Linked DNA regions of Homo sapiens: region 1 is linked to region 2. Evidence: chromatin loops called from intact Hi-C (ENCODE). Cell type or tissue: PC-3. All regions are shown on one strand. Each heading gives the region's core, and the rest is flanking DNA. Links, peaks and the distances in the headings are about the cores only. Region 1 has its middle 220 kb from the start of LINC02343. Region 2 has its middle 140 kb from the start of LINC02343.

The links. Peaks named below come from ENCODE experiments on the same cell type or tissue, not always from the same donor. Only the 100,000 strongest peaks of a DNase experiment are listed, where the experiment ranks them.
Region 1: a loop joins it to region 2, with 5 times the contacts of the local background. A loop is called at or near these places in 1 of 110 quality-filtered maps.

What each region holds. Positions count from the first base shown.
Region 1 is chr13:34,117,413-34,134,043 of GRCh38, reverse strand. No RefSeq gene overlaps it. Among named protein-coding and RNA genes, the nearest start is that of LINC02343, 220 kb to the left of the region's middle. In PC-3, for the core only: no CTCF peak of the experiment used is centred there; a DNase peak (open chromatin) is centred at 8,923; H3K27ac peaks cover 2,553 bases.
Region 2 is chr13:34,195,895-34,212,525 of GRCh38, reverse strand. No RefSeq gene overlaps it. Among named protein-coding and RNA genes, the nearest start is that of LINC02343, 140 kb to the left of the region's middle. In PC-3, for the core only: no CTCF peak of the experiment used is centred there; a DNase peak (open chromatin) is centred at 10,925; H3K27ac peaks cover 2,264 bases.

The DNA.
Region 1 (16,631 bases), core at 6,990-10,989, 77 kb after region 2:
AGTGCAATGGTGCGATCTCAACTCACTGCAACCTCTGACTTCCTGGGTCAAGTGATTCTCCTGCCTAAGCCTCCTGAGTAGCTAGGACTACAGGCGTGTGCCACCATGCCCGGCTAATTTTGTACTATTTTTCTTTTTTTTTTTTTAGTAGAGACAGGGTTTCACCATGTTGGTCAGGCTGGTCTTGAACTCCCGACCCCAGGTGATCTGCCTGCCTCGGACCCCCAGAGTGCTGGGATTACAGGAGTGAGCCACCGCGCCTGGCCAACAAAAAGATATTTTTTAATGTCCACAATACAGAGTTAACAATTTTTCCGACTGTGCTTTAATCTGTTATCCACAAAAGTGGCATGAAAACTAAGGATATAAGAATGATAAAAGTAAAGTAGTGAAAAAAAGATTGATAACTAAATATAAACCAAAAAAACTATAAAAGTGAATATATTATGATCAAGTAGATATATCAGCATGGTTAATCTGAGAAATGCAAAGATTGTTTTAACCCAGGAAATTAATTGACATTTACTACAATAATGATATAAAAGAGAAAACTCACATACTATCTCAACAAATTTTGAAAAAGTATTTAGTATAGTTTAACATCTATTTATTACTTTTTAAAAATCTCTGAAAGATAATTAATAGAAGGGAACCTTCTTAAACTTGACAGAGGAACTTTCTTAAACTTATCAGTAAGCATCATACTTAAGGGGAACACTTTAAATACATTCTTTTTAAAACTCAAAAGTTAGACAAGAATATGCTGTATCACAGAAACTGTTTATATTATGGTCAATGCAAAAGTCAAGAAGAAGAAGAAAGAGTTCTAGTTCTAGCTATGGTGGAGTAGTTGGGGTCCTATGTAAACCACTATAATAGCTGTGTCAAAACTATTACAACAATTCTTTCTAGACAAAATTCTTGAGAGAAGCAAAGAACACACACACACAAAAATGGAAGCTGGAAGGCACTAGGATGACATCTTTTTAACACTGAAATTTAAAAAAAACCACAAAAACAAAAAGCCTGTCAACTTCGAGTTCTATACCGAGTGAATTTATCTTTCAAAACTAGAACCAAAATAAAGATGTTTTTAGGACTATAAACAATCAAAGAACCTGTTGCCAGGGGATGTTTACATGAGAAATAAAAGAAGATTTCCAGGGTGAATAAAAATGTTACTATCAGAAGCATAAGACTGCAAGAAAAACTAAAGTGCACCTGAAAGAATACACAGGTGAGCAAATAGAAATAGATACGAACTGTTTAAAACAACAGCAATAATAATATCTTGTGGGATTTGGAACATATATGAAAGTAGAATATAACAAAAATAGCACAAGGGAGGGAAGGAGTACTAGAAGTTCAACTTTCTAGGCTTCTCTGTTTGGGAAGTGGTAAAATACTAATCTAACAGGCTGTAATGAATCAAACATAAGTATTATAATTTCAAATGCAACCAATACACTCATAATAACAAATTATATAACTGAAGAGCTAATAGAGGAGAAAAAGAAATAACAGAAAATACTTGCTAAATCCAAAAGCAAGCAAGGAAATAAGAAGAAAGGGTACAAACAGATGAGAAAATAGAAAGCAAATATCAAGGTAGTAGACATAAATCCAATTAAATCCATCATTAGAGTAAATGAAAATAGCACGGAAAATGCAAGATGAGCCTGGAGCATCTTCTAACACCAGAACGTAAGGCAGTGCTTAAAAAACAAGAATACCGGCATAGCAAATTCACAAACGCCAAAGCTGGAACAATTTAAGCAACTAAATAAAATAGCCATATTTTCTCTTTGCCCTAAAAGCACTCACATTGGCTGGCCGTGGTCCCTTGCCTGATAATTGACCCAAAGCTTTAATTTTAAAGGACCTAAGCTATTAATAGTCCTGCCTACACTGCATTGCTATAGTTTTCATTTTTCGTAACACCTTTATTGAGATACTCTTCACATATCATACAATTCACCCATTCAAAGTGTAAAATTTAAAGGCTTTTAATATATTTGCAAGGTTGTGCAACCCTAATCACAATCAGCTTTAGAACACACTTATCACACCCCAATCCCCTGCCAAAAAAAACCTGTAACTATTAGTAGTCACTTCCCTACTTACCCCTAAGTGTCTCAACTTTAGGTAACCACTAATATAATTTCCATGTCTGTAGATTTGCCTGTTCTTAGCATTTCATGTGGGTGAAGTCATAAGTAGTTGGAGTCATATAATATGTGGCCTTCTTTGTCTGGCTATTTTCACTTAACTTAATATTTTTAAGGTTTATCCATGCCATAGCATGTGTCAGTACCCCATTTTTTATGCCTAAACACTATTCCATTCAGTATGAAACATATAAAATATACCACATTGTATTCATTCATTCTTCAGTTGATGGACATATAGACAGGTTGTTGCCACATTTTGGCTACTATGAGTAATGCTGCTATGACCTTTGTGTACAAGTGTTTGTGTGGATACATTGATGTTATTACAGGACCTAGGAGGACTGAGAGGCAGGCCAGAGGAACTCCTGCATTGCAGACATACTCTTCATTATCTCCATTGCATGGTAGCAACCAACTTTCCCCTTCATTAGAATCCATCACTCCAGCTACTACAGTAAATTTTTTTTGTCAATTTATTTTATTTAGTAATTCAGAGCCCCAAATGGTTAGGTGGTAGTCTCGACTTCTAGTTAAATAGATCCATTGCTATATCTTTTTGGAAGTTTTCCTTGCTTAGGAAACCCATAGATCAACAATACCCAAAGTCACGGGGGTAGGAAACAAAAACTTTTCTAGTGGATCACTAGAGCTAATAGAAAGAAAAGCCACTCTCATTTTCACCCCTTGATTCTCAGACCCATGATTCTTAAACATAGAAAAACTGAACAATGGAATAGGGAACGATTAGAGTATATATTGTGGGCTGGAAGACCTGCCAGATGTTGAAACCCAGCTGGTACCAGAACTGAATCTTTAAAAAGCGATTCCACTTTCTATCAGATCAGATATTTCAGAGTAATATTAATGTGCTATATTAAAATCAGGAAATTCTACAAGCATAAATCCATTGCTATATTGAAAATGAGTTCTTTGGTCAAAAGCAATGTTGTTAGCATAGCAGCCTTGGTAGATGCACTGTAATTAGGGACAGCAGAGTAAGCATTATATTCTAGTGAGAAGAAAGTTCTGTCCCTTCCATGAGGAAAATAGTTCAGCGTATCAACCTGCCAACACGATCCCCTGAGGAATAATGCCATATTAACGCCTTATCACTACTTTCTGCTGTTGGCAGGTGGGACATTCAGTAGCAGTTGAGCCAGACTGGCCTTAGTGAGTAGAAGTCCACATTATAGAGTCTATGTGCAACTTCTGTCTCTGCTGCTATGACAACTTTGTTTATGAGACTTTGGGGTGAGTTTAAGGTAAGATAAGAAAAGAAGCTGACTGACATCCACAAAATATGTCATCTTGTCCACCTTATTATTAAGACCTTTCTCTGCTGATTTGTCCTTTGGTGAGCATTCACATGAGACATGAATATCTTCAAACTCTGTACCCATTAGGTGAGAGCAATCCACAGACCTCTTCCCTAGACTTCCTTGTCACCTGTGTTTTAATTCTTCTTCTTCTTCTTCTAAGTCCATAACCCCAAAGCCAAACCATTAATCACTGCCCATGACATGATGTAGATCTGTACTTTTGGCCATATTTCTTTCCAGAAAACAACCAAATGCACTTCTCAAAGCTCTGCTGGGAGAATTTTTCTTTATCACTGTCCTTCGGGGCCACCTGGATGGGGCTACAGTGCTGCAAACATGTACTTTCAGGTAGTGACAGCAAATAATGCAGAACCATGTGTAATGCAGATCTAAAGGTTTTCTTCTACAGTCAACTAGATATATAAAAACTCCTCAAAGGCCCAGCATGGTGGCTCACGCCTGTAATACCAGCACTTCGGGAGGTTGAGGTGGGAGGATCACTTGAGCTCAGGAGTTCAAAACCAGCCTGGGCAACATAGTGAGACCAGATATCTAAATTTAGGGGAAAAAAAAAGAAGAAGAAGAAAACTCCTCATAAGGACATAGATATGAGTTGAAGGCAAATGTAGCAGTTTTGGGCAACTGGATGCTTGCTCATTGCTTTCAGGACCTTCTCAAACTCAATATTATATTATGTTTGAGATAATAATAATAGTATATGTTATATACTCATATAACCATATGTATAGTTAAAAGCAATATTGTTAGCATAGTGGCTTTAGTAGATGCATTGTGTTTAGGGAAAGCAAAGTATTGCATTCTAGTGAGAAGAAAGTGCTGCCTCTTCCATGATGAACATAGTTCAATGTATCAACCTGCCAGCAAGATGTGTGTGTGTGTGAATCACTTCTATTTGATGATCAAGGGTTGCTGTGCATGCATAACTTTATGACTTGGTGCATCAGATAACATTCATTCAGGATGGGCAACTCAGGTTATATTGCAAATTGCTCCATGGTCAAGCATTCAGGCTAGTAGCAAGTCAGAAACTGTTTCTTAAAAAGTAGCTATCTGCACAGATTGGCATAACTTTTATCCCAAACCATAAAGAAGTGCACTGTCATTCTCCTATTGAGACTTGCCAAAGGCTCCAAACAGCATCTCTATCTGCCACAGATGCTTCAAGCACCATGAGATCTGGTAGGTCATATGGTCCAAATGAGAGAGCAATTGCACAGCAGCAAGACCTGTTACAGAGCCTACTCTTGTCCTGAACCATGCTAAGAATTGGAAATCTTTCTGGATACTGAGTAAATGTATCAGAATTGCATATTCAAATGAAGTATATATATTGCTTTTAAGATCTAAAGATGCCCCCTAGGGTTACTGCCTCTCTCTTCGTGGTAGGAGTATTCAAATGTACCAACTTGTTCCTTACCTTGAAAAAACATTTCAACATGGTCCAGATGAGAAAACATTTTCTAAAAAGAACCTGATAGTAAATATTTTAGAGTTTGCAGGCCACATACAGTTTCTATTACGTAGTTGTCTTTTAAAAAAAATATGTGATCATTCAAATATGTAAAAAAATATTTTTAGCCCACAGGCCATATAAAAACTGGTCTCTGACCAGTGTCACTGTTTGGCCTGTGAGTCACAGTTTATAATCCCTGCCCTAGAACACCAGAACTCAAATTATTTTTGTCAGGTGGCAAACATCTGGATTTTTGTGGAATTTATTTTATGCCTTCAGGCATGCAAATATCTTACTTAGGCATCTACTAAGGAATACTTGTTACTTTCCTGCTCACCAGGTCTAATCAACACCATCACCCCCACGCCGTGGACCAGTGTGATTTTCTATGGGATGGAGGGATGAACAAGGCTGCTATAGATCAGGTTATGACAGGCCTGGAGAGTTGAGCACATTTTTAACAACAGCTGCAATTGAATTCATCACTGGACGAGTTTTACGATAAGCCATGGTCATTCTTCAATATCCATTTGTCTTCTACATAAACCAAATAATGAGTTTAATGGGGATGTGGGGAGAGTCGCCACCCCGTATCCTTAAAGTCCATGATGGTGGCACTAATCTCTGCAGCCCCTCTAGGGATGTAGTATTGCATTTGATTCACTATTTTAGAAAAGGAATAGTTCCAGTGGCTTTCACTTTCCCATCATAATAGCCCTCTCTCCTAGAGTCATGGAAGCAATGTGGAGATTCTGCCAGTTCTGCACATGTCAATTTTAATTATGCGTTTCAGAATTGGAGAATAACCACAGAATGTGTGCAATGGGCCCCCTGTGAGACAAACCCAGCCAAACTCCATCGATCACTTGAACTTCAGAATTTCCTACTCTGCCTGGTGGATCAAAGTGACATTGGAATCTCTAGGAACTGGTATCAGTTCAGAGCCAGACTATAGTGATCCCTAAATAGTCTGGTTATTTTGCCTTCCCTAATGCATAACCACCCTGGTAAATGGCCACAGATCCCCTCGGAGAAAACTACAAAATGACAGCATCAATTTTTAGCTATGTTGCGTTGTCCCTCCTCAAGGGGACTTGGTCTCCTCTTCATTTAAGGGACTCTGGACCTGTCATCTGGCTCGATTCTTGTAATTGAGGGATCATGACTGCCTTTCGTGATTCAAGTCAGTCTTCCAGATAAATACATGCAGCTTTTTACTTACACGAATCAAGTAAGCCCTTAATAAGCCAACTATTTCAGGTCTAAGGACACCATGAATAATTAGGCAATGCTGACAATCTCTGTGGGTAAAACTACTATGGTTAGTGCTTTAGTTCTGCTATTTATTATGGTAACCAGCCCATCTTGTTATGGTGATGAGTGCATTGCTGCCCCTTGGCCCCCGCCACAACAGGATCCCATCATTTCCATTGAATTCAAGAATGAAAGTATTTCTTTTGCCCCATGGAAATCATCGGCAAAGTTAAAAGATATACAACAGACTGACAGATATCCAAGATCAACATAGATCAAATAATTTGTTCATACAAAGAACTTCTACAAATCAACATGATAAAGAAAAGTAATCAAATAGAGACATGGAAAAGGGATATTAATAAGCTGAGGAAAAATCTTAGTGGCTAAACATGTAGAAATATTCAATTTCACAATTAAACTCAACCTTTTAATTTGCAAATAAATGCACATTAAAATAATGAGAGACCACTTTACACCCATGAGATTGGAAAAATTTAGAATGTTGCATGGTGCCAAGCATTAGCAAGGTTATAGGGCAATGGAAATTCTGAGGAGTGTAAGCAGGTGTAGTCATTCAGATAACCATCCAGGTATATCCTACATCTTAACATTTCCATCCAGACAAATTATCTCACAAGCTGATGAGGAGATATGTATAAGATTTTCAACATACCATTACTAGTGGAAGTCAGATATTGGAAGCAACCTAGATAACCATCATTAGAGAAATATATTAATAATTTTTGAAAAGTAGAATATAGTTGTGAATGCACACTATGCAACATAATGCAGAAAGTCTTGCTGAATTTTCTTGCCAAAATAGATTTTTTTCCTAACTTTTCATTCTATATCCCTATTATCTCTTTGGTTCAAGTGAGCTTTATATGCTGAGAGATGTCATGTCTGTAACAGCCAAAATCAGATCTCCATATTCCACTTTTGGAGTATACTTAACATGATAGCAAAAATGACCTTAAAATATATGTGTAATATAAGTGTTGCCAAATAGGAATTATGGTCCATCTTCCCGTTGATTAAATTTTCATATTATGTTCTCAAATAAGATTTTACAGTTTTCTTCACTTATTCAATCATGTATTAATCCAATAACAATTTATTGCTCACTTACCATATATTCAATCACTGTTCCAGACACTGGAGTACAACAGGGAACGAGATGGACAAAGGCTTCTACCCTAGAGAAGGGTGCTTTCCAGCATTTTAGATAATAATCATGTATTCAAATACATATAAAACACAACATTAAGAAGTCAGATGTGCTTTGTAGAAATAGAACATTTGGCTAGAGAGAATTTGGAGAATATATAGGGCAGATCCTATTTGCACTTGTCTATTCTTTTTTAGTTATTTTTATCCCCAGCTAATTTCAATTTTTTTTCACTATTCTTAGTGGAGGAAACAGAGTGTAAGGAGTAAAACAATACTTCAAAAATTATTATTATTGTTCTCCAAAACACTATTTAGGTAAACCCTTGAAATAAATAAACTAAAAAAGGAGAACTCAGAGAATGAAAATAAACTCCTAGAATATTAAAGATGTGATAGTAGAAATATAAAACCCAACCTCATAATGGAATATAATTTTAAGAAACTAGAACACAAAGACAGAGATGAAAAACTGAAGATAAAAATAAAATAGAGAATCAGTATAGTAAAGGAAACATAAAAATAAAAGATACCAGAGGAGAGAACAGAGACCATACAAGGGAATAATTGTCAAATAATTCAATAATAATAGCAGCAATAAACTACTCAAAATGCAGGGTGTGATTTATTTCAGGTGGAATGAGCCCACCTCCCAAGTGCTTAGCACAATGGTTGGAAAATACCTCACACCAAGTCGCTTTAGTGGGAAATTTCAAAGCATTGGAGACAAACAGACATTTATGGAAGCATCCATGGTGAAATCAGGGATGAGGTGGACACATTTTACGTTGTTTGTAAATGTATCGAAGGATTTTTCAATCTTGCAGAGGATTTGGGGATGAATAAGTAACAGGCTCACAGAAAACTCAGCAAAAGAAAGAAACACAAAGACTACAAGAAAATGTTTAGATTACTTGAAATAAACTATATTTTAACATAAAAGGAGAAGAGCAGGTTGGAATCCACCATAGTGTTCTTCATTGTCATCTCACTTTCTGCTTTACCTCCTCCCCACTGTCAAAGAATTGGTTTGAAGGTAAATGGCAGAAAATAACTCCTGCTATCACCCTGATTTTCATTCCTCTTTCATTTTTTCTGGATTTTGAGAATAAGAAAACTCTTACTTTGGGTTTTCTGTATCCTCCTCATTCCTCTTGGTTTACCATTACTCTTACAATGGTGTCTCCTCTCTGAAAGGGAAATAAAAGCTTTCTCCAGTTATTTTTCCTATATTTCTATGTCTGATGATTTCATGAAAAACAAACTGTCTCAATTTCTTATCTGCAAAATGGACACCATAATTTCTCTATTTCCAGGTAGTTGAAAGCAATCTTGGCTATAAGGATGTTAGAACACTGTCTGACCCTGGTGCAGGGTCAGTGGTGGTTGTTGCCAGTAGTAATAGTAGTAGTAGTACTAATAGTAGTAGCAGCAGCAGCAGCAGCAGCAATAGTGGTTGTAGTATGAAATACTAGTCCTTGTTCACTCGCCTTGTTGCCAAAACTGAGTCATGTCACTGTGTGCACAAAATGTAATTGATGGACACAATATGCCTTGGACAGCATATGCACTCAGTAAATATTTGTTAACTGAATAAATCAATATATATGGGAATGAGTGCTAGGTGCTGGAGGCTTTTTTCTGTTAAATTGACTGGCCTATTTACAGAGAAGTGATCTTTCTGGTTAGATTTCTCCCCAGAGAATTCTATTTTTATTTTAATTGAAGAGTAGTTATAAAAGCTAATTGACTATTTGCATTTGCAGGAAACTATTCCTACCTCCCACCAACCCCAAACCCCAAGCGGCAATCAATATTTAGAGGTTTACACGTATACCCATGGCTTAAAGGAAGTAAAGCCCAAGATTAATGTATACAGCTTGTCAGATATGTACTTAGACATTTTTTTAATGAATCCAACTCAGGCAAGTCAGTAATTAATGCCATAAAATTCAACTCAACAGAAACTCAATTGAAAAATGAGAACAACATAAGAGAGTTCTATTGAAAGAATGGCTGTCCAAGGTTGCTATTTTTAAAAAGTAATTCAAGGTACTGTGTCACTTAAACAAAAGCAAAGATATAGGCACTTTGGCTTATATGGAAACATAAAACTATCCCCTCATGTCTTTAAAACTATGTTTCATATGGATGTATTAGATGCATGTAATGTTTAACAAAAGTGCTGAAAGTTATTTTGCTGGCAAGATATGAAAATAAAATTAAAAATGAAGAAAAATGTCCTTATGTATATAAGCATAGCAGAATTACATATTTAAGGCATTAAATTATTTGACATATTTTAGTAAACCAATTATCCGAAAACATAGTTATCAGAAAAAATGAGTTAATGAATGTGGGGAAAAAAACCTTGTACTAATTTCCAATTTGTTATTTTTTTAAATGTTACATAAATTAACCTATTTTTTTCTACATTGAAAGAAAGAACTGGTAAGGGAAGAAAAACGTTATTGAAAATTTAAAATTAGATAATTCCATAGACATATTCATTACAATAAATCATTTTTATCTAAAAGTATGATGTCAGATAAAATAAAAACATATAGGAGACAGAAATTTTAATCTATGAAAGAGGATTTCCTTAAAAATAATGCTGACTAATTGGTAAGCAAACAAAATATTAATGTAAATTGATATGGTTCACATATTAACATTTAAAAAAAATTTAACTTACGTTTCAATAGCATTCCACTGTCAGGTACTTGACCATGTGTGACTGTGTATGTGTGCTATGCTATTATTTTATGGATTGCTCAAATATTTCATAATACATGACACTATTTAGAGTATTGAGAATAAAATTTAGAAGCAAATATTGTCATATGAGAAATCACAACTAGCTATAGTTTGATTGATGTTTATTTTATACAGTATTTCCCGGGCACTGTTCACTAAAACAGCATTGGTTCCAACCCAGGTATTCCTAGTTCTGTATTAAATTGCTATTTTTATAAGTACTATTTGTAAGTTTTCTTCAAAAATAAAAATGAGCCAGAACAGGGGCTCATCATGCCTGTAATCTCAGCAATAGCAGAGAATGAAATAGGAGGGTTGCTGGAGCCCAGGACTTTAAGACCACACTGGCAACATGGTAATGTAGCAGGACAAGCTGCAAACAAAACCCCTCAGACACCGAGTTAAAGAAAGAAGGGCTTTATTCCGCCGGGAGCTTCGGCAAGACTCATGTCTCCAACAACCGAGCTCCCTGAGTGAGCAATTCCTGTCCCTTTTAAGGGCTCACAACTCTAAGGGAGTCCCCGTGAGAGGGTCGTGATCGATTGAGCAAGCAGGGGGTACGTGACTGGGGGCTGCATGCACCGGTAATTAGAACAGAACAGAACAGAACAGAACAGGATAGGGATTTTCACAGTGCTTTTGTATACAACGTCTGTAATCTATAGAAAACATAACCGATTAGGTCAGGGGTCGATCTTTAACTACCAGGCCCAGGGTGTGGAGCCAGGCTGTCTGCTTGTGGATTTCATTTCTGCCTTTTAGTTTTTACTTCTTCTTTCTTTGGAGGCAGAAATTGGGCATAAGACAATATGAGGGGTGGTCTCCTCCCTTAGTAAGATCCCCATCTCTACAAAAAAAAATTCAAAAATTTAGTCTGGCATGGGGGTTAACTCCTGTGGTCCCAGCTATTTGGGAAGCTAAGGCCCAGGAAATCGAGGCTGCAGTGAGCTGTGTTCATGCTACAGCACTTCAGCTTGGGTGACAGGGCAAGACCCTGTCTCAAAAAATAAATAAGCAAATAAAATAAAAATAAAAATAAGTGCAACCATGCCTCTATCAACATATTTGGCTTTCTGACCTGGCCAGTGAAGATTACATTAGTATTTCGGAGCATATATGGGTTTTTCAGTTCATGCACGTCAAGAGCTTTTCTTTTTTGCTACATGACCAAGTTCAAATTCAAAAAAGGTAATATTCAGATTTTTCTTGAATATTTTCCTAAGTTCCTAAAACTACCAGAAACAGACTCCTCTCTTTGCCCTCACTCCCACCTACACCTCATGCATCTAACCTTCAGCCACCAACACAATGGCCAATGCTTCAGCTGACAAACCCGAGGTGGCATTCCTCCTCTGTGGTCTTCCAGGAATGATGACCAGCACCCATCTCTCCCTACCCTTGGAGAACTTATAACCTTTCCTACACTGCCTACCGACTGATGACTTACTGCCTTTATTGTCCTTTATATATATGAGAACAAGTTTTTATTATATAATATTCTTTCTCACTTAATCAGATTACAAGTTACCAAAATGGACAAATTTAGACTTAACCTCTTTTGTATCTTTTATTTATTAAAACAACAAAAATAACAACTAAAATAATACTGCAGTTAATTTTCCAACTTGATAAATACATAGTGGCTTTTCTTCCTGCTAGAACCCTTTGTATCTGCTGACAAGTTCCAGGATGTCAAGGTGGAGGTAGGAAAAACCTAGAACTCAGGGTAGGAGATAGAAAAATGTAATGAATGGCTGGGGAAATTGGTTTAGCTTGAGGATTTTGAATGAAAAATTTGTTCTATTAGAGCTCAGAACATGCTACCCTAAAATGTGGCACCTTGGCATAGTGAGTGTTTTGAGTTGAAGAAAACTGAGAAAACCACAGAAGCAGGAAAGTCTCTCTGAGCTTCTCTTATTCTTTCTCTCCTGAAGACCCTCATATCACAGTGTCCTACCCTATACCCAGAGGAAGAAATGTCACACAAGGACACAGAAAAGGATAGGAACAAACAGGTCTTCCTAAGTCCCCATCCACCACCAGCTTATTATCAGTAGATCCTACCTTTTTATCCTCCAATCATATTTCCACATGACTGTGCATAAATTACAGTTTTCCCTGGGTCTTTGAGTCTTCATTTCTGAGGGTTCCCATGTCATGTAAAACTTTTATTAAATAAATTTCTATGCTTTTATCTTTTGTTGTAGGGGTCTCAACCATGAACCTCGTGGTGGGTAAGGAAAAGATATTACATTTCTCCCCTACAATTTACTCATCAAACATTTATTTAATGCCTTCTGTGAACCAGGCATTATGAAAGGTTCGAAGGTAGAATATCTGTAAGCCTGTCTTGCTTTCTCTTGAGGGAGACAGCAAGAAATCAATATGAATAGCCTAGTGGCATAAGCACTATACTGTAAGTTTGCATAGGATGTGATGGGAACATAAAATAAGGGAAGGAAAATGAGTCTGACTGGGAGAGTCTCAAAGAAGGACATCTGAAGGTGACTTCTGTGCTGAGTCTGAGTAAAGAATAGAAATTAGCTAGATATAGGAGGAAGATCATCAATACAAAGAACATTCTTGGAAAGAGCATGTGCCCAAGAATAGAGGCAAGAGAACACAGGGTGTGGTCAAGGAATTGCACATAGTTTAGTATGGCTGGAGAGTAGGAAACCTGTAGGAGAGTAAGATGAAAAAGGTAGGAGAATGAGGCAAAGACCAAATCCTTGTATGCCATGTCATTCAGCACTAAGATTCGATCCTGTGGAAGATAGGGAGCCATTTGGGGATATTAAAATAGAGCAATGAAATAATTAAATTTGTATCATAGAAAGATCAGCTTGACAGCTGTGCTTAGGATAGATTAAAGGGGAGGATTAGAAGGCAGGGAGACAATTTAATAATCCAGAAGAGAAATAATGACAGCTGAGCTGGCAAAAGCAGCAGTGAAGACAGAGAGGAGGGAGCCAAATTAAGTAAAAGGAGAGGAGAGCATGAAATGAATAGTGTTCAATCAGTTTGCTGTAGGAGGTGAGCAAGAGGAGCCTAGATTGATTCCTGGAATCATGGCTGGAGTGAGAGAGTGGACAATAGTGCAATCCATCAAAAGAGAAACTCAGGAAGAGGAATGTGGTGTCATGGTGGCAGAAAGATATGATTTCTGTGTGGGACATATTAGATTTTCAGTGTCAAATTTGGAATGGTCATTTGGCAGTTCATTAGAATATATGTGTCTTGAGGACAAGAGAGAGACTTGGGCTGGAGTCATTAGCATATGTAGGGCAGCTGAAGCCAATGAGACTTCTCAGGAAGAATAGAAAAAGTGAGAAGAAGAGGAATGAGAACAATTATTATCATGTAAGATGATAATGAAAAAGGAGGAGGTTAGGTAATGGATGAACCAAGAGGGAATAATGTCAGGATAGCCAAAGGAAATATATTAGAATAAGGAGTAGTCAGTTATATCAAATTGTTGTCAAATTCTGCAAAGAATTAGAATAATCTAAGACAAAAATATTGCCTACTGAGTCTGGCATTTGGAAGACATTAATGACTCTAGTAGAGCCAACAGAACAGAGGTGGGGACAAAAGCAAGACATCAATGGGAAGAAGAAGAATTGAAAACAGTGGACTTGGCCCACCTTTTCAGGAGGCTTGATAACAAAGAAGGCATGTGTAACCTTCCAGGGTAGGCAGCTTCACAAATGACTCCCAAGGACTCCCATATGCTGATGTTCATGCCCTATGCAATCCCTTTTCCTTTGATGGGGCTAGACTACCTAGTGACTTGCTTCTAATATGTAGAATGCAGTAACATTGTTGGGAGTCAATACTTAGATTACCGCAGCTTCTATCTTGCTTGTTCTGTGTGGACTCTCTCCTTTATTCTCTCTCGGGGAAGCCATCTGCCATACTGGGAACTGTTCTATAGAGCAGTCTATGTGGTAAGTAACAGAAATCCTAAGTCCACCAGCCAGTGAGGACCCCAGACCTTTCTCCCACATGAGGGAGCTTGAAAGGGGTTCTTCCTTAAACTTCAGATGAGACTGCAGCCCCATATGACACCTTGATTACAACCTTCTGAGAAACCCTAAGCTGTGTCCATATTCCTCAACTACCAAAAATATGACATAATTCATTTTTTAAGCCTCTAAATTTGAGAACAATTTGTTACACAGCAACAGATTATCATTATACCTTCTAAGAAAAGACGATGGTGGACATGGAGTGGCTAAATAAATAGCAAATAAAAGGCTCCAGGCCAGGTGTGGTGGCTTGCGCCTGTAATCCCAGCACTTTGGGAGGCTGAGGTGGGTGGATTACCAGAGGTCAGGCATTTGAGACCAGCCTAGGCAACATGGCGAAACCGTGTCTCTACTAAAAATATAAAAAAATTAGCTGGGCATGATGGCGCATGCCTGTAGTCCCAGCTACTTGGAAGGCTGAGACAGAAGAATTGCTTGAATCTGGGAAGTAGAGATTGCAGTGAGCCAAGATTGCACCACTGCACTGCAGCCTGGGCAACAAGAGCAAAACTCTGTCTCAAAAAAAGGAAAAAAAAAGGCTCTAAACAGATAAGTGCCTGAGAAGAAATGAGTTGAAAAGTTTTACTCTGGAGAGGAAGAGAAACAGATATTCACTGATTTTGGAGAGAGAAATTAAGTAGGCAGTGTATTTCCTAGTGGGCTTTCTGTTCTTCAAAATAATGTGGATGTCTATTAAGGATGGTGAAGTTGCCGAGTAAGAGATGGGTGGAAACTTGTTATTCTAGGTACTGAGAGGAATGAGAAAGTGAGTCGGGTGAGGAAAAAACTGAAATATAGCTTAGGAGTGATAAGGAACTATAGAAATCGGAAAGAAGAAAGAATGGAAGGACAAAATGAAGGAAGAATAGGGAACTGAAGAACAGAAATATGGAAGAGTGGAAGGAAAAAAAAGAAGTGGGTTAGGTGGTTAAAATTACAGAGTGGATATTGGGCTTAGCAATTACTACAATGTAGATAAGGACAAGAAAGAGCATGGTAATATCATCAGATTGATCAAACAGAATGGATATGCAGGCAAATGAAATTCAGACTCAGGAAAGAATAAATATTTGAATTACTAGTCTACTATGTACAGAAAGTTTTTCTGTGATGATAACAGAATTTATGGTTGAGGAAAATATTATTATTAATAGAAGTAATATTTTTAGTATTGCTTCATAATAATAGCAAGTTACTATGTATGGTGTGCCTATGATACATCAAGTCAGTAGGCTAGGAATATGAACTTAATTCTTCCATTCTTGTCTTATCTTGGTCCTAAAGACTCACTAAGTCTTACTATTTTTTAGTTTTGACGAGCTAAGTAATTTTTCCTCCATCAGACTGTGAAGTAAGGGTAGGAGAGACTGCTCCTTATTCCTTAACATCTATTCTCTCTTTCTTGTATAGCTATAGACTATTTGGTTTGCCTATCCAAATAATGTACCCAGATAAAGAGTACATTTCTCAGTTCCCTGATAGTTGTCTGTGCTTCTAGATTCTGGCCAACAGAACATGAGTAAGAAATAATGTGCGCAACTTACTGGTTATGCTCTGAAAGAGAAATTGTGTGCACATCCCTTCTCTTCTCCTCTTTTCCATTGTCTGGAATGTGAATGTGATGGCAGGAGCTGGAGCAGTCATCTTGGGTCATTTAATGTAAACTGCTTGTTGAAAATGGCAAAATTGCAAGATGGAAAGCATCCAGGTCATTGTTTAGTAGCTTCTCAGCAGAGTGTAGGAATGAAGCCCTCTTTCTAAAATTGAATCAGATATCAAGACTGATACGTGCACACACACACACACACACACACACACACACACACTCCTACACACATTGAAAAGGTTTATTATTCACACATTGAGGCTTTTTGTTGAGAGCTGGACAGGCACCCAAGCAGGTTCAAAATGGCTTCAGCAAAAGGTAGAGTGAATGGCTTTGGTTTTCACTGTGATGAGGACATGGGGTGAGGGTTCTCAAGCTGGCCAGCATTTGTGTGGATTGAACTCCCTGCTGATTCCAAAGGAGGGAGCACAGAGGCTTCCTTATTGGCTTGCCCAGATGTATGGTAAAAGGGAAAGAGTGAGGGGTGAGGTAGAACAGCAGTCAGTCCCACATCCAAAATAAAGTCAGACTGTATTACATCCTCAACTCTATCAGGCCTCATGCTGGCTGTGGACCACCTGCTCAGATATTTATATGACAGAAATAAACTCCAAACTTATTTAAGCCATGGCATTTGGAATTTTCTTTTTGACAGCAATCTAAACTCTACCCTGCCTAATGCAGCAAGTGATGCTGTGGAAACCGTGAGAGGTAAGGTCCTCAAAATACATAAAAGGGAGATGAAAAACATGACTGAGAAGGAGGGAGAGAAAAAAGGAGAAGGCTATACATAGCTGCTATTCTCCTCAAAAATAAAGAAAGAAGAGATTTTGGAAAAGAGTGCAGGTCTGA
Region 2 (16,631 bases), core at 8,453-12,452:
TAAATTACCTAGGAACCCATGGCTGGTAGGGATTTGTGCTAGGTTTTAACTAAGGTAGCTCTGACTCCAGAGCCCAGGATCTCACAATACTATGTGCTACAAGCTGTAGGCACCAATGGGTATCAGCGGTCTCTAAATTCTCTACTATGTCTTTCAAGTGTGTTTATCTGAGGCTTGTTCTCTGACCATACTTGTGCTAGATGTTCCCATTCACTTGTGACTAAGGGAAGATGGGAGGGAAACAGGAAAGGAGGAGGCAAAAATCTCTCAAATTTATGATACATTTTCATTGCCCCTACTGCTTTAGTTATCTATAGCTACAGTACAATTTGCTGCACAAGTTAATGGTGCAAATGATAATTCATGATTATCCCCATGGTTCTGTGGAAAACCTGGGCTCAGCTGAGCAGTTCTTGCTTGGTGTTCTTTATGCCATGTCTGTCTGATGGTGACTGGGGCAGAGTCAGCTGAAGGCTTGACTGGGCTGGATGTCCAAGGTCACTGGACTCATTTACATGGCTGGAAGTTGATGCTGACCCTTGGAGCAATTTCACCTGTTCACAAGAGCACCTACATGTGGCCTCTCCATGCGGCCTGGGATTACTTGGAGAAAGATTGCTTCAGCTTAATCAGTGGTTCCAGAAAGCAAGGTGGAAGCTTCTGATCCTCTTAAGTGCTAGACTGAAATAGCATAAGCCTCACTTCCTCCATACTTTATTAATCAAGCATTTCAAAGGTTAGACCAGATTCAGATAGAGGAATATTGGGCTCTTCCGCTCAGTGGGAGAACTAGAAAATAATCTGCAGCCATCTTTAAGCCACCATATCTACCAGAGTCTGCCAATCTAAGACATCCTCAGAGCCTAGGTCACGGGAAGCATCAAGTCTTACCCAACAGCCTTAGGAGTTTATCAATGGACACAAAGAAGAAAATTGCCTCTGAGGACTAAGAAAGTCTGTGGTAGTGCACATGGCTGTACTTGGCCTTAACATTTAAAACACATTTTGTTAGAGACCATTCCCTTTTTAGTGTAACTCACAAAATGTGCAAATAAAGAAAATGCATATTTTGAAGAAGACTTTTTTTCTTATTTTCAAAAAAGCAAAATCAGGAAAAATTTTGCAGTAAGCACACATCTTGCTTTCTGATTGGCTTTAAGTTGCCCTAGGCACATAGTGGACCACCAAGGTTTGCATCCCCAGATTCTATACGTATTCAGTTGCTTACTACAAATTAGTGTATTTTCAACTTGAGAATACCTGGCATTCTAACAGGGCACAAATTTCTTTTTCACATATAAAAAATACTCTTCTGTAATGCATCAGTCTCTTGGATAAATCATGGCTATTAGGCCTATTTCAATTCTCTTTATAAAAACTCAGTATTTAATGTCCTGGGACATTTTAACGCTGTATGTCAAGCTAATATGCAAAATACAAACCCATTATTACCTATTTACTTGGGTTATTATTCTGGCTAAGGTGTAATTTTCCACCAGGCATTTGTTTAGAAATTTGGCAGCACAAAGAGAATATTTCCATACTTAAAAAGCATCCAGAATTTAGAATGACATCCAGCGATATTAAGCAAGTGCAGATAATGCTCTCAAACTTCATCAAATATTCATGGTTAATTATACTCATAATATTTATGTTGCTGTGAAAATTAAGGTTGTGAGCCTCTTGTACACAGGCTAAAAATACAAGCTTACAGGCTGTGCTGTTGCTTACCCCTTTCATTACCGGAATTTCTCGTTGTCATTAAATACAAAGAATGGCAAGCATGGTGTTCTTTGGCTCTCTAAATCACACTGCAGATCTGCTCACTCCCTAGATAGACCTGAAAAAAACATGATGAAAGAACCACTTATGTGATACTGCAATACTTGTGTGATTGGAGGCCCAGTGACTACCTTTTCTGGAAAAAAAAAAAATCAGGACACATAGACTGACAAGTCTGAGAATACTTTGGGCAGCCCAAGATAGATTATTTGAAATTCAAAGATTCTTGGAAAAACATGAGACATATGGTCATTACATCTGAAGGGAAATAGGATCACATGGTACAGAAGAAGGAAGGTCTTGAATCATCTCCTCTCATCTATTTTCTACTCAACCGTAGTTGAGAATAAAAATGTAGTTGTAAATTTTAAAGACAGTTATGGGAAAAATCTTTCCAATATATCTCTGTTGTTAGTGTCTGTCTCTAAAGACTATCACTCAGAAGTAAAGTTCAAACTTCCCAGATAAACTTTCACCACTTCTTGCCTCCCCTCCTGCTGCTTGCTCTGGATGTTTGACTTGCTGGGTCACAGCATTTCTCAGTCGATCACATCTCTGGGCCTTTCTTATTCTATTACTTCTTTTTTCAGTATGGTCTCTCAGGAGAAGTTCATCTCCTCTTTACTGATAAACATCAATATCACCTTCTCTGCAGTTCTTGTACCTTCTAGAATCTACAAGGTGAGCCAGATGCATGTTCCCCAAAGTTCCTATCCCTGTACATAGCTTCCCTAACATACTTGTCTCACTTACACCCAATTATAGGCTTATATGTATGCCTCCCTTATCGAGTCATAAAAGACTCATCAAAATTGCAGATATGCAAATTTTAGATGACTAGTGAATGTATTGGATGAGGAAATTAAGTTTCAAAAAAAAAATCAAAGTATTGAAATGATGGACCAGGATACATATGATGAACTTTATTGGAGTAAATGAAACATTCTTCATTCAATTTCAGAATACAACTGTATAGTTTTAGTATAGACCTAGCTGAATAGCAGAAGGAGGGAAATAAATTGTTCTTGTTCGTTGTTAAGAATGAAATAAACCTATAGTAGCAATGAGGCACCTTAAAAAATACACCCAATCCTCAATTACCCTAATACATTTACATAAACAGAGAGAGAGAGAGACAGGCTGTGTTCATACTTTGTTGGGCTCATCAGGAATATAATATATCGTCTAATCTAGAAGCCTTTTTTTTTTTTTTTTTGAGACAGAGTCTCACTCTGTTGCCCAGGCTGGAGTGCAATGGCACAGTCTTGGCTCATTGCAACCTCCACCTTCTGGGTCCAAGCAAGTCTCCTGTCTCAGCCTCCCAAGTAGCTGAGATTACAGACACCCACCACCACGCCTGGCTAATTTTTGTATTTTTAGTAGAGGCTGAGTTTCACCATATTGGCCAGGCTAGTCATGAACTCCTGACCTCAGGTTGTCTAACTAGAAGCCTTTCTTTTAAGATAGTCACAGCAAAGTTCTGCTCATTGAGACACACTACTAGTTGCCTATCAATATCAATATTTATTCTCCTCTTCTCATGTACGGTATTTTCAAGAAGATAATGTGCCCAGCTAAAATATGATGTTTCCCAATATCCCTTGCAACTCCGTGACACAATTATGTTCAATCAAATGTTCATGAAACTGTGATTCTTCTGAGAAAGCCCTTTCAAGAGAGCATATTTCACAGGAACATACATTCTTTTTGTTCTTTCTCTTCTGGGATGGGATAGAAATGCTGTTCTCAAGGCAGATTGGCCATGTAGAAGCCATGTGACAGCAATGAAAGGAGAAAAGCCCCATAGTAAGAATAATGAGAGGAGCCTGGGTCTTTGATGGCACCACCAGGGCAGCCTACCTCTGGATTTGTTTACGCAGAAAAATAAGCAGCCATCTTGTTTAAGTCATCGTTGTTATGCTTTCTGATACTGGCAGCCTAAAACAACACTGACCAACACAGATGGTGACTGGGTATGGAAGGCTTAAAAAGGCTGTCAATGAAAAATTGACAAGAAGAGTTCATTTAGTCTGCGGAGGAGGGGACTAAATGGAAACCCACTCACCAGCATTAACTATCTGAAACACTATTACATAAGAGAGACAGACTTTATCTCATGACTCCAGAGGGCAGAATGGGGCCTTGTGGTAGAAGTTAAGGGAAGAAGATTGGACTCATCAAAGAAAGACTTGTCAGAGAGACAAGTCTACCTAAAAATAGAAACAGTTAAAGCATCACCACACAAGAAGTGGGGATTACACTGTTGGACTGAAATTTAAACCAGATGGGGACACTCAGCAGACCTACATTTCTATTTGCATTTCAGAACTTATCTATAAATTGGCAAACATTTCTGGAGCACCTATTTTATTCCACATCTTCTGCAAATTTCAAAAAAAATAAGGATTTAAAAATTGTGTCCTTATTGACCTTACTGTTTAGTAGCTGAGACATACGTATAAACAGAACACTTCGATAAAAACATTAAATGCTAAGATACAGATATTCACAAAGTGGAGAAGGGAATAAGTTTCCTTAAACTTGAGGTTTTCAGACGGGGGAAAGTAGTCTGAGGAAAAAACAAAGGCAAACAAATGGAATACACAGAGGCATCCTCTAGCAAAACAGAATGTTATGTGTGAGGAAATCAGTGGCGTAGAAATATTGAGACATAAGTGCAGAGAGTTGTAGCAGGAGAAGCAGCCACAGAAGGAGGTACAGCAGGATTATAGGGGGCTTTGCGTGCAGGCTGATGAAGCTAGACTTTATCCTATAAACAGTAGTTCCCTGACTTGCAAATTTCAAAGCAATACTTTTTAAAATGTGAAATGGACAGAGATTATTAATTTTGCCTTTTTGCAAGTCAGACTATTAAGAAAGCATGAGCCATAGTGTGCTTTAAATATAATTTCCTAATAGAGTATGTTTGCACCAAAAGAATAGAAAGAATATACTCTTTAGAACAAAACAGTGTTTTAGAAGAAATAATTTTAAGTTTGTGTCAAGCTCATTTGTTCTATCTCAATTTTCTTCATATTGCCTAGAAAAACTCGCCAGGGAGTTTTTACCAAAACTTTGGAGGTATAAAACATAGCAAATATTTATTATCTCTCGTGGTATGTGGGACAGGAATTTGGTGACTCAGCTCGGCAGTTCTGGCTTCTGTCTCTCATGAGGAGGTTGCAGCCAAGTGGTGACTGGGGCTAGGGTCACCTCAAGGGCATTTTCACTTACATCTCCTACCAAGAATGAATAATGGCCGCCAAAGATACCCAGATCCTCATCCCTGGAATCTGTGAATTTAACTTACAAGACAAAAGAGACTTTGCAGGTATGATTAAATCAAAACTCTTAAAATGAGGGATTATCCTGGATTATCTAATTGGGTCCTAAATGCAATCACAACTATAAAAGGGAGGCAGAAGGAGATTTGACATTGAAGAAGGAGGTAATGTGGCCCCTGGAGCAGGATGCCATGCTGCTGGCTTTTAAGGTGGAGTAAGGCACCACATGCCAGGGATTGCAGTTTTAGAAGCTGGAAAATGTGGCCAGGCATGATGGCTCATGCCTGTAATGCCAGCACTTTGGGAGGCCAAGGTGGGCAAATCATTTGGGGCCAGGAGTGTGAGACCAGCCTGGGCAACATGGCAAAACCCCATCTCTACTAAAAATACAAAAATTAGCTGGGTGAGAGTGGCACACACCTGTAATCCCAGTTACTTGGGAGGCTGAAGCACAAGAATCACTTGAACCCAGGAAGCAGAAGCAGCAGTGAGCCGAGATCACGCCACTGCACCACTCCAGCTTGGGTGACAGAGTGAGACTGTCTCAAAAAAAAAAAAAAAAAAAAAAAAAGAAGCTGGAAAAGGCAAGGGAGCCTCCAGAGGGAGCAGGGCCCTGCTGACACATTGACTGAGGCCCAGTAAAACTAATTTCAGACTTCTCTCTCCAGAACTATATGAGCATATGTGTGTATTGTTTGAAACCACAAATTTTTTGGTAATTTGTGACAGCAGCTATAAGAGAGCAATACAAATGAGAGGAATTAGACAGCTGGGGCTGGAATTGCGAGTGGGGCTCTTTAGACATCTCCCCCATTTCTGTGTGGTCTCTCCACATGGTCTCTCCAGCAGGATGGCCTCCTGATAGCCAGGATTCTTACGTGGTGGCTCGAGTATGCAAAGGCACTTGTCACCTAGGAACCAGGCAGAAGTTATTTTGATTTTTAAAAAGCTTGCTGTAAAAGTCACAGAGCATCACTTCCAGCACATTCTGTTCATTAGAAACAAGATGGTAAGTCTGGCCCACATTCGAAGGGAGGGGAATCAGACTTCACCTTTTTAAGTGAGGAGTGTTGAAGAATCTGCTGAGATATTTTAAAACTGCAATTATTAATACAGGCAGTTATTTAATTCTAGAAGCTTCAGTGCATGACCTTTTATATTTAAGTGTATGATCCAACTCAAATCATCTTTTATGAATAGTGTGAGGTAGGGATCAGAGTTTATTTATTTTCTATATGAATATCTAATTGACTCAGTGTTATTTATTGATAAGAAATCCTTTTTTCTTTTTACAGCTCTATTTTGGTTAAAAAAAAAAGGGGGATGACTTTATATGTATGGGTCTGTTTTTGGACTCTTTATTCTCTTTTATTGCTCTATTTGCCTATCCTCAACCAATACCAATTACATTAGGGTTATAGTAAGTTTTAATATCTGATTGTTTTAAGTTTTTATCTTTGACTTCTTCAATATTGCCTTGGCCAGTCTAGATCCTTTGAATGGAACTGACATTTTAGCAATATTGTCTTACAATTCATGATACGTCTCTATGTTAATTTATATTTCTTTTTATTTCTTTCAGTATGGTTTTGTGGATTTTTTTTTGCATTTTTTCACTGGAATTATTGATACAGGAGCTAGATATAAATTATTTAGACAGATAGTGATGGTAAGAGAGTCTTCAGTAAGATTTCCTTTTAATAAAAAGCAGCCCCCCAAATCATTTCTTTTCAAACAAAAAGCAGCCTGAAAAATCAAGCTGTGTGCACAGATAAGCAAGCTAAAAGCTTGCATAGGTAAATGCCAGCAGCTGTGCCAATAGAAAAGGGATACCTGGAAGCCAGGCATGTTCAACATGGAAGCTTCATCTTCCTTTCTCTTTGTCAACCATGTGTGCAGTACAGGAACAAGCAACTTGGCACCGGCCAGGTAGACACCTCATCTGCATAATAAAAGACTAAGATGGGATGGCCAGCTTCTTCGTGTGCTATGCAAACAGCACACTTGGTCCACCCAATCTCTCATGCCCTATGTAAATCAGACACCGCCTCCTCAGCTGGTCTATAAAACCCTGTGCATTTTACCATGGAACAGAAGACACCCCTCAGGAGCCCCTCTCTCTCTTTAGGAGGGAGTGAGATTTTCTCTTTTCTCTTGCCTATTAAACCACTGCTCTTAAACTCACTTCTTGTGTGTCTGTGTCCTTGATTTCCTTAGCATGAGATGACGAATCTCTGGTATTTACCCCAGACAATGATGTTGCTTCATTATCTCCAAATATTTCATCTTTTAAACACTATTGTGAATAATTTCCTAAATTCTATTTTTGATTATTTATTGATAGTAAACAGAAATACAATTTATTTTCATTGTATTAAGAAAATACACTTATTTATTCTAATGGCTCCTATATTGTTTTAGATTTTTAATATACACAATCATGCCATTTACCAAGAAAGATAGTTTTACTTTATATATCCCAGTCTTCATACCTTTATTTCATTTTCTTTTCCTGCCTTATTGCACCAACTAAGATTTCAGTCACAATGCTGAATAGAAGATGTGATAGAAGGCACCTTTTCCTTGGTTCTAACCACAAGAAAAAAAGTGTTCAATACTTCACCACACAGATGATGTTAAATTAAATATTTTCTTGACAAACTTTACCAGATTGAGGAATTTCTATTCTTACTTTACTGATTTTTAAGAACCTAGAATGAATATTACATTTTATTTAAAAATTCTGTGTCTATTGAAAGAAATTGTATTTTCCTTCTCTTTTGTTAATATGGTAATTTTCACTGATTGGTTTTTAAATATCAATTAATCCTGTATTCCTGGGGAAAAAAAAAGCTCATTTAATCATGTTATATATAACATATTTCATATGTAACAGGATTCAGCAATATTTACTCATACTTTGTTTAGGATTTTTGTGTTTATGGGGAATATCGACCTGTGGAAAGTGTTACATTCCTCTGTTCTCTGAGTAATAATTGTATATTATTGCTATTACTACTTTATTTTTTAAATTAAGGATTCTAGTCTTTTAACAGAAATTGGACTATTCATTATTTCTGTTTCTCTATACTTTTCAGTTAATTAGTCTATTCAATTTGAGCTATTAAATTTATTGATGTAAAATTTTTCATAATATTTTTTTTAAGATCTGTAAAATTATCATTAATGTTTTATTTTATATTTCTAATAATGTTTTTTGCTTTCTATTTTTTCTAAATTAGTCTTGCTAGAAATAGATCTACTTTGAAAGTAAAAGCTTCTGATCTTGCCTATTTTTATTAACAATTTTGTGTTAGGTTTCTGTTTTATCATTTTCTACACTTATTTTTCTAAGTTCCTATTACACTTTCTTTGGGTTTCATCTGATTTTTTTTTACAGAATTTTGAGATAAAATCTTGAGAATGATCATCAATTTTCTTTTCTAATATATTTTTTGTAGCTATAAATTTGTATCCTGAAATTTTCTAGTTATCTTTATGTTAATGGTTTCTAATTTAAGTACATTTTGGTCAGAGGATGCACTCAGACAAAAACTTTCCAAGAATTGCAATTCTTGAAAATGTATTAAGACTATTCTTGTGTCCCAGAATAGAATCCATTAATGTAAATGTTTCATGTGGATTTTTAAAATGTGCATTCTATAATTATTGTTTATATGTTTTATCAAAATCAACTAGGCCTAACTTTTAATACTATTGTTCAAATTTTCTTTATCTTTGCTAATATCTTTTTCCCTTATTCTATCAATTAGTGAAAAATAATAAAATCTCCAACTATGATTGAGGGTTTTTTGTTGCTTTTTTAAGGTTCTGTCAATTTTTGCTTTGTATATTTTAAGTCTTATTAATAAGTTTATATGAATTTAGAATAGTTATGCTTTCCTATTGACATTTTCCTTTTGTCATTTCTAGCATCATTCTACCCTGAAAATTTATTTTGTCTCATAAAGCCATTACAGAGTGCTTTTGATGATTGTACAGTGTGTCATTTTCTAACCTTTTATTTTAAACGTATGCACATAAATTTATAGTATCTTTACTGTAAACAGCATTTGATTGGGTTTGGCTTTGTTCTGTTTTGTTTCCGTTCTCTAATAAACTTTGCCTTTTAGTTGGAATGTTTAGTCCTTTTACAGTTAACGTTATTGATAGAGTTGGGTTTAAGTGCACTATCTTACTTTTTGTTTCTCTTCTCCGTTCTTTGTTTATTAATTCTCTTTTGATCTATATCGGATGAGTTAGTTGTTCTTTGTTTCTATTTTTCTCATCTTTAGCTATTTAGTTTGCTATTATTATATTAATTTTATAGTGACTATAGCAGAGATATCAACTGCATAGCAGATTTGTAATGGTTAATTTAGCTTAGTGATTTTACCACTTTCTAATGGTAAAATAGAATACAGCAATTTAATGCCATTTAGCTCCCTATTTTCCTTTGAGCTAATGTTGTCACATATTTTGACTTCAACATAAGTCATAAACTGCATAAAACTTTATTATTCATAATTTAGAAACACTCAATATTCCTTTATATTTATCCAAATGTGTGCCATTTTCAGTACTTTTTAATTCTTCAATTTATTCCATGCTTCCATTTGGGATCATTTTTCTTTAGCATAAAAACTTCCTTCACTATTTTTTATTATGCATGTCAACTGATGACAAAATTGTTCTACTTTTATTTGCCTGAACACATTCCTTTAAAATTCCATCTTATTTTTAAAGACTTTCTTAAACCAGGAATAAAATTCTAAGTTGGCAGTATTTTTTGTGGGGTTTTTTTTGTGTACTTCAAAAATGTCTTTTCCTAATTACTGACTTCCATAGTTTGTTTGTCTTCTGTTTTTTCAATCATATGTCACAAGTTGTGCATAAAATAATGTAGAAGCCCCAGATAATATTTTTCACCAATGAGTATTTCTTACTTCCTCTGTTAGGCAGAAAGTGTGAGCTACTGATCTCACCTATCAGATAAAGAACAGATTGGAGATATCGCTGAAAAAAATTCAGTTTCTCTTTAGTTTTTCTTGTTCCTTGGGAATTCCTGCTTCCCTAATCCCTATCTAGTGTTTTTTATGTATTTGTTTGTTTGTTTTGAGAACTTGATGGATCTCCCTTATTTCTACCCTGGAAGTTCCATCCTTTGGAGATTTGAACTGAAATCTCTGGACTCCTACTTTTTACAGATTTAAAATCTGGCAAATATTATGAAGGGGACATGGTACTTTTCCTAAGCACCATGAACTGCAGGAAATTTCACTAGGCCTTTCTGATCTGAAATCCTCCATGAATATGGCCCTCCAAGGCCATTGAAAGCCTGGTGGAATTTGTCTCCACATTGAACATTCTTTTTTCCAAGATTCTGAGCTCTATTCGTTAGGCCCTGGCTTCAAATATGTTCAAAATATGTTAAGAGCATACCAATTATATGTTTCTTGCTGACCTTCTTCCTTCAGAGGAAGTTTTGTCTCCTCCACACCACAAAATTGGGGTAGATTTTACACGGCCTCTCTAGCATAGCTCTCTCCCTCTTGCAATGCCTAAGAACTCAATAAAGAACTGTGGGTAAAATTAGCCTTGTGATTGGGGCTTCTCTACTGTCTAGTTTGTTCTGCCAGCTCTGCTTGATATCCAAATGCTCTTCTGATTGTTCTCATCTCTAGCAGAAGCCCTCTGCTTGTGCCAAGTCTGAGTCAGCCTAAACTCAAAATTATCACTTGACTTCATGGAAGAAGACAGAAATTACTAACTTACTTAGGAATGAATTTTCCATCTCTGGAATTTTAGATAGTCTAATTCTTGTTGATTTCAAAACCTTTTATATGATCTTTGCAATGTGTCCAGTATTTTATAGTGTTTGCAGAAGGAATGTTTACCTACTATTGCCCAATGCAACCACCCTACAGCAAAAGCACAGAGCTGGCGTTTTTAACCTACCTCTCTTAGTAACTGATAGAACACAAAGACAAAGACATTAAGAAGAATATAGAAATTTGAACAAAACAATTTACATTTTGTCTCTTTTATATATAAATATTTTATATATATTTATTTACATATAGAGGGCCTACACCAAACAGGTGTCAGATATTCAGGTAAAGACTATCTGATCATTTGTTTGCTTATGGAATATTAAAAAAACCAACAGTATGCTAGGTTGTATAAACCATATCCCAGCACATTTCAAAGGGTAAAGTTAAATGATATTTGTATGTTCTGTAATAAAGTTGGAATTACATTCAAAAAAAGATAACTAGAGGGAGATGAAGAGGAAAGTTGAGGCTTAGTATAAGAAGTTGGTTTACTAGCCAGTTTACCAGTCTCTTTGCCATTTCTTCTTGCATCTTAGACTTTCTTTCTGGTTTCAATTTCTTCCTTCAAGTATATTATTTAGAGTATCTTTAATAAGCCATTTATTGGTGGTGGGCTATTTCAGTTTTTATTTTTCTGAAAATGTCTTTATATTGCTATTTTAAATGACAACGTAGCTTAGAATATAATTATTGGTTGATACTTTCAGCAAATTAAAGATATAATTCTACTGTTTCTTGGGTTTACTGTTACTAGTGAGAATTCTCCTGTTAAAATAATATATTCTTTTAGATATTTTGCTCTCTCTGGTGCTTTTAATATCTGATTGTGAAACAGGTTCACTGTGCACTGGTTACCAACTTGTCTAAATCCGGTAAGACAGAACACATTTATATGTAACAAGATACATGAAACAATTTTATTACTTACAACCAAGTAGCAGGAGACAACCAAAGCTGAAAATTCATTGTGAGTTGGTCCCCCAAGGTTCAGAACGCTGCACAGGATGGATGGAGTCTTGACTGTGTGTGCCCACTTGCACTGCAGATGAGGGACCCTGAAAGGCAGCCCTTTGAGGTTATGTTTCTGATAGTCACATGACTCACTGGCCTAGAGTATTGAAGAACTTCCTGTTCTATGAGAGGACTGGAATAAAGCTGAGGCTGTTATGGCCAGCTCCCCCTCATCTATGGATATTTCATCTCAGCACATTCTACGGTTTTTATTGAGAATTATTAAAAGTAACGGCAAAAAACGCAGTTACTTTTGCACCAAGCTAATACATGCAAGAAAATGGGGAATACTGGGCTGTTCAAGGCCACCTGGAGAATTGTCCCACACTCATTGTCTTTCGTGTTCTGATATTGCACTGTGGTATGTCTAGTTGTAAACTGTGTTATGTCTCTTGAATCAGAATATGAATTTAATCAATTCTAAACAATTCTCAACATATATCTCATCAAATATTACCTCTTCCTAATTCTCCCTGATCTCATCTTCTAAAGGTAATTTGATGTACATTTGTCTTTATTCTACTATTCATGTCTTAATTTCTGTTTCTTATTTTGTGTGCCTTTGAGGTTTTGTCCTGTTTTCTAGAAATTTCCTCAGATCAATCTTCCAGTTATTTAATATTATCTTATCCCATTGAGGTCACCCATTAAATTTTAAATTTCAATGATAATGTATTTCATGTCTAGAAGTTCTCGTTCTATTTTTTATATTACTTTGCTTTTATAAATCTTTCTCCTTTTTCTATTTTTTCCCATAATTTATTAGGCATTTCAATACATCTGTTTCATGATCTGTAACAGTTTCATTGTTATTGAATAATCTGATGATTTTTAAAATTTTGAATATATTAAATTATATTCTGTCATTGATTTTGTTTAATCTTGATAATATCTAATTTATTTCCTATGATCTTTGTGATTATAAATTATGAGCTCCTACTCATCTGTGATTCATATTTATGGGAGTTTTGAGCAGTCTGTGTTGAAGGCACACCTGTCAAAGAGTATTTGGATTGATTTTTTCCTGATACTATTGTTGCTCTCAAACAGTGTCACTGTTTACCCCCCATCTTTTCTTTTTTTTAATTGTGCAAAATCATAACATAAAATTTACTATCTTAACCACTTCTGAGTGAACAGTTCAGTAGTATTAAGTATATTTACATTGTTGTGAAATCGATCTCCAAAATTTTTCATCTTGCAGAACTGAAACTCTATGCCAATTAAATAATTTCTCTTTCCCCAATACCCCCCTCAGCCCTGATAACCACCAGTCTACTCTTTCTTTTTATGAATTTGACTATTTTAGATACTTTAAGTGGAATTATACTATATTTGTCTTTTTGTGAGTGGCTTATTTCACTTAGCATAATATTCTCAAGGTTCATCTGTATTGGAGCATGTGTCACAATTTTCCTCCTTTTTAAGGCTGAATAATATTCTGCTATATGTATATATGTTATGTTTTCTTTATTCCATTCATTTATCAATGCATGTTTGTGTTGCTTCCACCTCTTGGCTATTGTAAATGGTACTGCCACAAACATGGGTGTGCAAATAGTCACTTTTTGTTTTGTTGTATTCTCAGCCCGGGGTTTCTTAGGCCACTTAGGAAGTAAGAACTTCCAAGCGACCATGTTGGTAGTTACAAACTCTTTGGGGAATTTTTTCACCCAGAACTCAGGCCTAATCTGGCAAGTTTCTGTTACACCCCTACACCAAAAGATTAAATTTTTTTTCTAGTCCACCCTTTCTCTAGAGGTGTAAGTATCAAAAGTCTTAGATTTATATGTCATCATCACATTGAACCTCTACCAGGAGTGGTCTGACAGCTTTATCTCCTGTCTTTCTGTGCCAAAACAACAACAACAACAAAAAACATCGGCCAGGCGCAGTGGCTCACGCCTGTAATCCCAGTATTTTAGGAGGCGCAGGCGGGCAGATCACGAGGTCAAGAGATCAAGACCATCATGGCTAACATGGTGAAACCCTGTCTCTACTAAAAATACAAAAATTAGCCTAAGATGGTGGGTGCCTGTAATCCCAGCTACTTGGGAGGCGGAGGCAGGAGAGTTGCTTGAACCCGGGAAGCCGAGGTTGCGGCGAGTGGAGTTCATGCCACGACACTCCAGCCTGTCAACAGAGTGAGACTCTGTCTCAAAAAAAAAAAATCTTGTTTTCCCAGGTTTACAATCAACTCCAGGTAATACCACTTCAGTTTTTTTAGCTTTGCTTTAATTTTCAGCATCTGGAGAATACCCTTACCTTCTTGAGAGCTCAGCTATGCATTTGAGAGGATGTTTGTTATTTTTCACCTATGTTTTGTAACAATAACTATTTTTCTTAATTTATTTCATATATACTAACTACCTCAAGACTATGCATAAGCTAATCACTTCTTTCTGAATATTTAATAAGCTTATCATGTATGTGTGATATATATACTACATTTCTATACATATAAGGTCTATTTTTTCAACCAGTAAGTTCTTATACTGCTCTGTCAATTCTGGCATCGGTGGCATCAGTACCACAACAAAAATTTTTATTTTGTAGCCTTAGAGTACATTTCAATACCTGACAATTCCCTTGTTATTATTCTTTTTTTAGGTATTTTATTTGCTATTCTTTCTAGATGATTATCCCAGATAAACCATACCTCTTCTAACCATGTCCTAGTAATACACTACATTGATAACTACTTATGTTGCATGGAAAGTCACATATATTTTATTTTTTAAAATATCTACAGATATATACAGACCAAATTTTTAGAAGAATCTCTAAGATCTACCCAGCTCTCAGATACCACTTTTCAGTCCTTTCTTCTTTTTATATGAATCACTGTCCCCAAACCAAGTGCTCTTGCAATCTCATCCTTTTTATCAAAATGTGCCATTAAGAGAGAATCTGACCCAAATAATTTGTAATAGGCAACATGTTTCCTCTCCCAGTAGTAGCTGTGAGTTTTGCCTTAGCTCAAAGAGTAGAATAAAAAAATTTACCCTCAAATATCATTTTAGTGAGTGAGAGAGATTCTTTCCCATTCTTGAATATCTGGAAGCTTATCTCCACTTTTCTGATACATAAAGTACATTCCCACAGAATGCAGCCTTAAGCATGGCCATAAACATTTATGGTTATCATTCATCTGTCTGATTCTTCTTCCCTTTGCCATCTGGGGATTTGACTGCAAACTTCAGCTGAAAGAAAATTGTCCTCTGTATCCCTCTCGGATTCACCCTGATGCCAGGACTGCTCATGTGGGATCACATTGTACAGCCATGGACATGTGAGTGCTGTTTTGCAGCTGCATGCTGCACCCAGACTATGCCCATCCATGGACCTCTCCTCTCCCTCAGTGCCCACTTGGTACACAATCAGTCTTCCTACTCCTTTTTTCAACTACCACAGAAGATTGTAAAGCTAATAACATAATCTATTCCTAAATACTTAGTACAAGAGGAAAGAAAGAAGAAAGGAAAAATTACTTCCATATTTAAAAAAAAAAAAACTATGGGGAAAGAGATCCAGTGGAAGATACCAGTCTAATTGGGCTTCCTAGACAATTATACCTAAGGTGATTTTGAAAGTTCACTGGGCAAAGATAGTAGCTGAATCTATTCAGCAGCATCCCATGAATGCTTAAGAAATTATGTGAATGAGCCCTTCCTGTGACCTTTAGAACTCAAGGAAAAAGATTGCAGAAGCATCAACATTTTTCAGTGGTTCCAAAATAATTCATTTATGCTGTGAATCGGTGCTTCTGTGTACCTAGACTGACCAGTATTTGATAGACTGTCTTGATATCCATTAAAGGAGGAATTATGTTTATTAAATGGGGTAGTTATCACAGGATTTCAACTCTTCGGCCTCATATTTTCTTCCCAACAAAATAACCTCCACTTTGGAGAAGACAGCCTTCTATTTCATCACTTTTTCTTTACAATTTTTAATATCCATGAAAGGAAAGACAAACTACATTTGAACAATTTCTTTTTTAAAAAATGATACAATTTTTAAGAAAATGTGGCACATATACACCATGGAATACTATGCAGCCATAAAAAATGATGAGTTCATGTCCTTTGTAGGGACATGGATGAAATTGGAAATCATCATTCTCAGTAAACTATCGCAAGAACAAAAAACCAAACACTGCATATTCTCACTCATAGGTGGAAATTGAACAATGAGAACACATGGACACAGGAAGGGGAACATCACACTCTGGGGCCTGTTGTGGGGTGGGGGGAGCGGGGAGGGATAGCATCGGGAGATATACCTAATGCTAGGTGACGAGTTAGTGGGTGCAGCACACCAGCATGACACATGTATACATATGTAACTAACCTGCACATTGTGCACATGTACCCTAAAACTTAAAGTATAATAATAAAAAATAATAATAATAATAATAAAAAAGATACAATTTATCGAAAGCATTTTAAGCAAGTCCAAACCATGTATTATATAGATAAGAGTACAGAAAAATATGTGACTTGTTCAAGGGCACAGAGCAGAGCTTTAACTTGATATATCCTTTTCCACGTCTTCATCATCTGTGCTGCATTATGCTGACCCTGTTAATTTTCTCTGATGGTTTCCAGGAGGCTACTTAATGAACTTAATGAACTGCCACTCTATTTTCTCTTAAAATCCTTATGTTTTGTAATTGTCTTAAAATAATTCATTTGAGAGAATATTTTATCTATAAGAT